Linked DNA regions of Homo sapiens: region 1 is linked to region 2. A link is an interaction called in ENCODE POLR2A ChIA-PET data of the cell type or tissue named here. Cell type or tissue: GM12878. All regions are shown on one strand. Each heading gives the region's core, and the rest is flanking DNA. Links, peaks and the distances in the headings are about the cores only.

Region 1 (2,921 bases), core at 106-2,605, 52 kb before region 2:
CGCTGTGTTGCCCAGGTTGGCCTCAAACTCCTGGGGCCAAGGGATTATCCCACCTTAGCCTCCGAAGTTATGTCAGGTTTCATTGGCCTAAGACTTAGGACTCATTTATTCCATTATAACAAGCCTGGAGCTGTTTTTTGTGAGTGCTATTTATGTACATTTTTGGAAATGAAATCTTTGTAAAATTTACCTTTAAATGCAAAGCTGTGTTTTGGATGGAAGTGACCATTTTATAATATGTTTTGAACAGTTTAAGATCATGCTAATGTATAATCAACCCGTCTATGCATATTTCATTGTGGAATTTGCTAAACATATTATAGCATAAATAATACCCACTTGAGCATAATAGAAGATTGCTAGACCCTTTGCTTTGGATTTATTTTTATCTTACCTGCTTCTTTTATCCTTTTCAACAGTAGAATGAAGAATGGTACAATTGTTATATTAAGTGCAAATTCCCTTTCTGATCTGACATGTTCAATAACTCATACAACAGTAGAATATACTCCTTAAACTTAATAATGGAGCAAGTGGGAAATTTGACAAGTTGATGCTTGGAAAAAATAGTAATCCTCATCTTGTGAGAATTCACACAGCTAAAACATGCCATTAAGCTTTCAAAGAGTTTGTCATTTCTCAATACATTGTATTTAGGGGGTGACCCATTAATTTGCATGGTATATTAATTTAATGATTTTTACAGAGAAACTTCTGAAAAGGTGAAAAAAACTTATAAATATTGCCTGCATACTCTGTGCTCAGTGGGTACTTAATGTTTGTTGAATGACTTGATGGTTGGTTGGTTAAGAATTTCCAGCCATTGTACGAAATGCTAGTATTTGCCTATTGTTACTATAGTTAAATGAATAAATACATAGTTATCATTTAGCAAAATCTGGTTTAGTTTTTTCTAATTTTGGCAAGTAAATTTAACCTCACACTGAATATTTTTATTAAAATTTTAAGGTGTCTCTAAAATTTTTTTCCAGCTTCATTCATTCCATTCAGAATTTAGAAACGAATCAATAAGAGACAACATTTTAAGTTTCCCAAATTACAGTCAATTCATTAGAAGGTATATATTTAATTCATAGCTAAGATCCAGAAGTATCTTGACTTATATGGTACACCACTGAATGCTTACTAATATGTGTGCCTAGGTAAATCACTGGAAGCTTGAAACACATACATGGGAGTTAGTACCTAGGCCAACCCTACAATCTTAAGTAACCCATAAAGTGTAGCTGAACTATATTTAATCATTTTAGCTTGAGTTCTGGGTCTAGGATGAGAATAAAAGCGAAAATAATTAATTGCATAGAGCAAGCTTGTCCAACCCGAGGCCTGTGGTTGCATGCAGCCCAGGAGGGCTTTGAATACGGCCCAACACAAATGCATAAACTTTCTTATCAGCTATCGTTAGTGTATTTTTTGTGTGGCCCAAGACAATTCTTCTTCCAGTGTGGCTCAGGGAAGCCAAAAGATTGGACACCCCTGACACAGAGGCTCATCCTTCCCTAAATCAAATTCTTGTTTGTTATAAACCTTTTCTGTTTCAGCCTCTCGTGTACCCATTTCACCCTTCTCTCAGGCCCCTGTACCTTCAAGCTATACTCTCCTGAACTTGGAATACTTCAGAGGCTCTAAGTGTAGTCTTTCTGTCCTCAGATTTCCTATTTTCATTGTCCCCATTTCCCATCTCAATCTTTCATTAATGTGCATCAGATCTTGTCTAGATGTTAAGAAGAAAACAATCTGATGGAACTAATTTACCTTTATCTGTAAATGACTCATGAGCTCTTAACTCTTCCCAAGGTTTTTCACATTTTTTGTAAGTCTGTAAGAGGTTGCTATTAACTCAGATAATTTTAAAGTAAAAATTGCAGGCTGTGTTGGGGGAAGGAATTTCTAGTCTTATGCATAAATAAGTCAGGCCTTACTAGGATTTTGCCCGTGGTTTCTTCCCACTCCTGGAAGTGTGTTCATATGTGTATTGCTATATATGTTTGTGTATGTGTATCTAATAATGATTCCCATAGCATGGAGGGGAGAAGATGCAAGAATAGTGATTATAAATCCCTTTGAGTGTATGGATCATTAATGAGATAGATATTTGATGATAACTTACACCGTGTTTAATTTATAGGAACAGAGAAGAAAAAGACCTAGGATCTCATGACTGAACTTGAATTCTTAAAAGGCAGGTGTTGGGGCCGGACTCGTTGCATGATGTATAACACTAACCACTTGTAGTTCCTGTATTGGCAGGAACTTTTGCTTTCTTGGGAGAATAGCCATGTTATAGGAGTGCACCGTATAGCTTTTTAAGAAAGAAGAAGTATTAAGGATGAGAGAATGAAAAGGATTGTAGGTAAAGTAACAGGATGCCCTGTTATTGGATTGGCAATTCATTGAGATACTGGTTTACACAGAAGGCCTCCCCTTTGGAATATGAAAGGTTGCTGATCAGATTCTGACTCAGACATTGGGTTTCATTGCACAGCAACCTTTCCAGAGATGTTATTCATCATTGAAACTTTGCTAGGAATAAATGGGGATAAAAGAGTAATGAAACCTAATTCCTACCCTTGGGGTGCTTATAACCTAACAGTGACTTGTTCTGCAGAGCCAGGCAGGTTGCCTTCCTTGTGCCATGACTCCTTCACAGCTGCACAGCATTTACCACATTGTTTAAGTCTCTGCTTCTTGTCTCTCCTTGCTCTTAACTGACTCTCCATGAAGGACTGTCTTTCCTCTGTTCCCCAGAACTGGCTTAGTTGTTGGTGTTATTTGAATAAGTTCAAAATGTAAGAGAGACAAAGTGTTGCGGGGTTCAGAGAAGGGAGATGACAGCTGCAGCCAGGGGTAGTGGGAAAGACATTTTGGGAAAGGCTGTGAAGGTTGGAGGGAGAGAGGAT
Region 2 (2,921 bases), core at 103-2,602:
ATCAAAGCGAGAGAGTCAATGGCATCAGGAGCGTCACGGCAGCCGGCTAAGCACGGACCTCTGATGCTTGCTCCCGTGGTCCGAACACACAGAGAGGAAGTCTTTACCTGGGGAAGACGCCCATGGCATAGCAACTACCATTTAACAAGAGGGGCAGAGAGAGTCTATGTTGGTCATATCTCTTTCCAGATGGATACCAACATTTGAGACTAATTGCAACCACATTCTGAAAACTTCATTAGGGAAATGTTAACTAGAGGGGCAATAAATAATACCAACTTTTATAACAAAAGTTATAGGACCATTTAACTACTAGTGTTAATCTCTATAACGATTTTTAAAGTTAGTTGGGAAAATGTAGCTTAGCTTTGCAACCATGAAACTGTATTAATTAGCACTGTTCCGGTTGCTAAAAGTATAAACTCGAGTTAGCTTAAGAAAAATTATAAATTTATTTTAAGAATAGAATGATATTTAAGGATATGGAGAAAAAGGACAGCTCTATTTAGACTAAAACTTGGAATTTAAAAAGTGTCAGGAACCCAGACAGTCCTCTTTCCACTGTTTCCTCTGGTTTTGCTTGTTTGTTTGTTTTTGTTTTGTTTTGTTACAGGGTCTCACTCTGTCACTCAGGCTGCAGGGTCGTGGCATGATCTCAGCTCACTGCAGCCTCGACCTCCCCAGCTCAAGGGTTCCTCCCACCTTAGCCTCCCAAGTAGCTGGGACTACAGGTACATGCCACCATGCCCAGAAGATTTTTGTTTATTTTTGTAGAGACAGGGGACTCACCATGTTGCCGAGGCAGGTCTCGAACTCCTGAGCTCAAGCAATCCGCCCACCTCAGCCTTCCAAAGTGCTAGGATTATAGGCGTGAGCCACTATTCCTGGCTTCACCATCTCCTCTGTTTCTCTTTGTGAGTCAGCTTCATGATCATCTCTGCAAACTGGCTTATACCCTCTCCCTAATTTACAAGGTGGAATATGACTGCCAACAATAGTGAGTTTACCCACATAGCAAAGTAATTTCTTAAAATATTAATGTGTGTGTGTGTGTTTCTGTTTTGCATTTCCTTGTGCTCACCCAGAGCCATCCACATTGACTTAAAGAGAGAATTAGAGTGGTTAGCTAGTGCTAGTATGCAAAAATAAAGAAACGGCCAATGCTTTTTTGTTGGTGGTGGTGGGGGGCTGTTACAAAATAGGCTTTTTTTTTTTTTTTTCTGAAATGAAGTCTCGCTCTGTCACCCAGGCTGGAGTGCAGTGGTGCGATCTCAGCTCACTGCGACCTCTGCCTCCCAGGTTCAAGTGATTCTACTGCCTCAGCCTCCTGAGTAGCTGAGACTACCGGCATGGGCCAGCAGGCCTTGCTAATTTTTGTATTTTTAGTAGAGACGGGGTTTCACCAGGCTGGTCTCAAACTCCTGACCTCAAGTGATCCACCCACCTCGGCCTCCTAACGTGCTGGGTTTACAGGCGTGAGCCACTGCACACGGCCAAAACAGACTCTTTTCTAAGAACCTATCAGAAATAATAGCTCTGAAAGCCAAAGCTTTTGATTTGAAGAATGAGGTGGGTTTTGTTGAAAGAAAGAAAGGATTGTGAATTGAGAGGGAAGATCTTGAAGGAAACAAGGTATACAATTTCTGTCCTAACAATAATACATTAGAAAGAAGCTGCAGGAGGACCCTGACTATGACCACCCTCTCCCCAGGGGGTAGGAGAGGTCAGGTCAGTGGAGCCCTGGGGATAAAGGAACAGGATCTTAGGGAAGCCGTATGGATGGAGGCAGAGTTGGCACCCAGAGACTGTGAGTACCTCACTCCCCAGGGCTGGGAGCCACATGGGGGAGCCTAGCCAGACCTACAGATCCAGGAGCACTGTGGAGTGAGCCCACACTGCCCCTGGTGCTTTTTGCCAAGGTGCCACAGTTATCTGGGTTTTGTTGCTTTGTGACCTATACAAGTTCTTCCACAGGCAGCAGCCAGCACATACCCTTGGCCAGCAAAAAAAGGGCTTCCTGGACTCAAGACTTAGCGATCTCCATCTGTTCAGGCCATAGTGGACAAGCAGCCTTTTGAACAGAGCAGGACATTCCTAAGCCTTCCCCAACAGAGGGCGGGCCTCATCCCAGAGCAGGGCTAGTGCTGTGGCGAAAGAGTACCACTGCCTCGTGCTTGGGTACCACTGGACAGCGGCGAATCTGACCTTGTCACTGGGTCTAGCTACATCAATTGCCACTGTCTATCTCCAAGCCTAATTCCAAATTCCCTGAGAAGGGACTCTGATTGACTTATCCTGGGTCAGGTGTCCAGTCCAGTTCAGCCAACTGTGGAAAGTGGAATGGAGATTGATCCACTTTGGGCATGGGAAGAGGGAACTTTAAGGAAGACACTATGAACTGGACAGATACTCCAGTGCACAGTTTCTTTTCTTTTCTTGAGACAGGGTCTCACTCTGTCACCCAGGCTGGAGTACAATGGCACAATCATGGCTCACTGCAGCCTCAACCTCCCAGGCTCAAGTGATCCTCCCACCTCAGCTTCCTGAGTAGCTGGGGCTACAGACGTGCACCATCACGCCCAGCTAATTTTTTATATTTTTTGTAGAGAGAGTGGGTTTTGCCATGTTGCCCAGGCTGGTCTCAAACTACTGGCCTCCAGTGATCCACCCACCTTGGCCTCCCAAAGTGCTGGGATTACAGGCATGAGCCACTGTGCCCAGCCCCAATACAATTTCATATGGAACTCTTTCCACAGTTTTAATCTGTAGTATCAGACCATTGCACGTCTTAGCTTTTAGACTTAGAGTATTCAATCTTTTATAAACTATGATGTAAACTTGGACACAATATTTCTGTGTCCCAGTTTCTTTACTTAAACTATAAAGATACTGGTAAAAGTATCTCTAGGATTTCTTATAAC

Evidence for each region. ChIA-PET counts read pairs that join two places held together with the same protein. Peaks named below come from ENCODE experiments on the same cell type or tissue, not always from the same donor. Only the 100,000 strongest peaks of a DNase experiment are listed, where the experiment ranks them.
Region 1: POLR2A ChIA-PET joins it to region 2 with 8 read pairs; 4 of 35 experiments call an interaction of 5 or more read pairs at or near these places.

What each region holds. Positions count from the first base shown.
Region 1 is chr2:190,651,578-190,654,498 of GRCh38, forward strand. The region is part of intron 2 of NAB1 (NGFI-A binding protein 1); the gene reads left to right. Among named protein-coding and RNA genes, the nearest start is that of NAB1, 4.0 kb to the left of the region's middle. In GM12878, for the core only: no CTCF peak of the experiment used is centred there; no DNase peak of the experiment used is centred there; H3K4me3 peaks cover 1,880 bases.
Region 2 is chr2:190,703,371-190,706,291 of GRCh38, forward strand. No RefSeq gene overlaps it. Among named protein-coding and RNA genes, the nearest start is that of NAB1, 56 kb to the left of the region's middle. RefSeq lists an enhancer at 1,527-1,596. In GM12878, for the core only: no CTCF peak of the experiment used is centred there; no DNase peak of the experiment used is centred there; H3K27ac peaks cover 532 bases.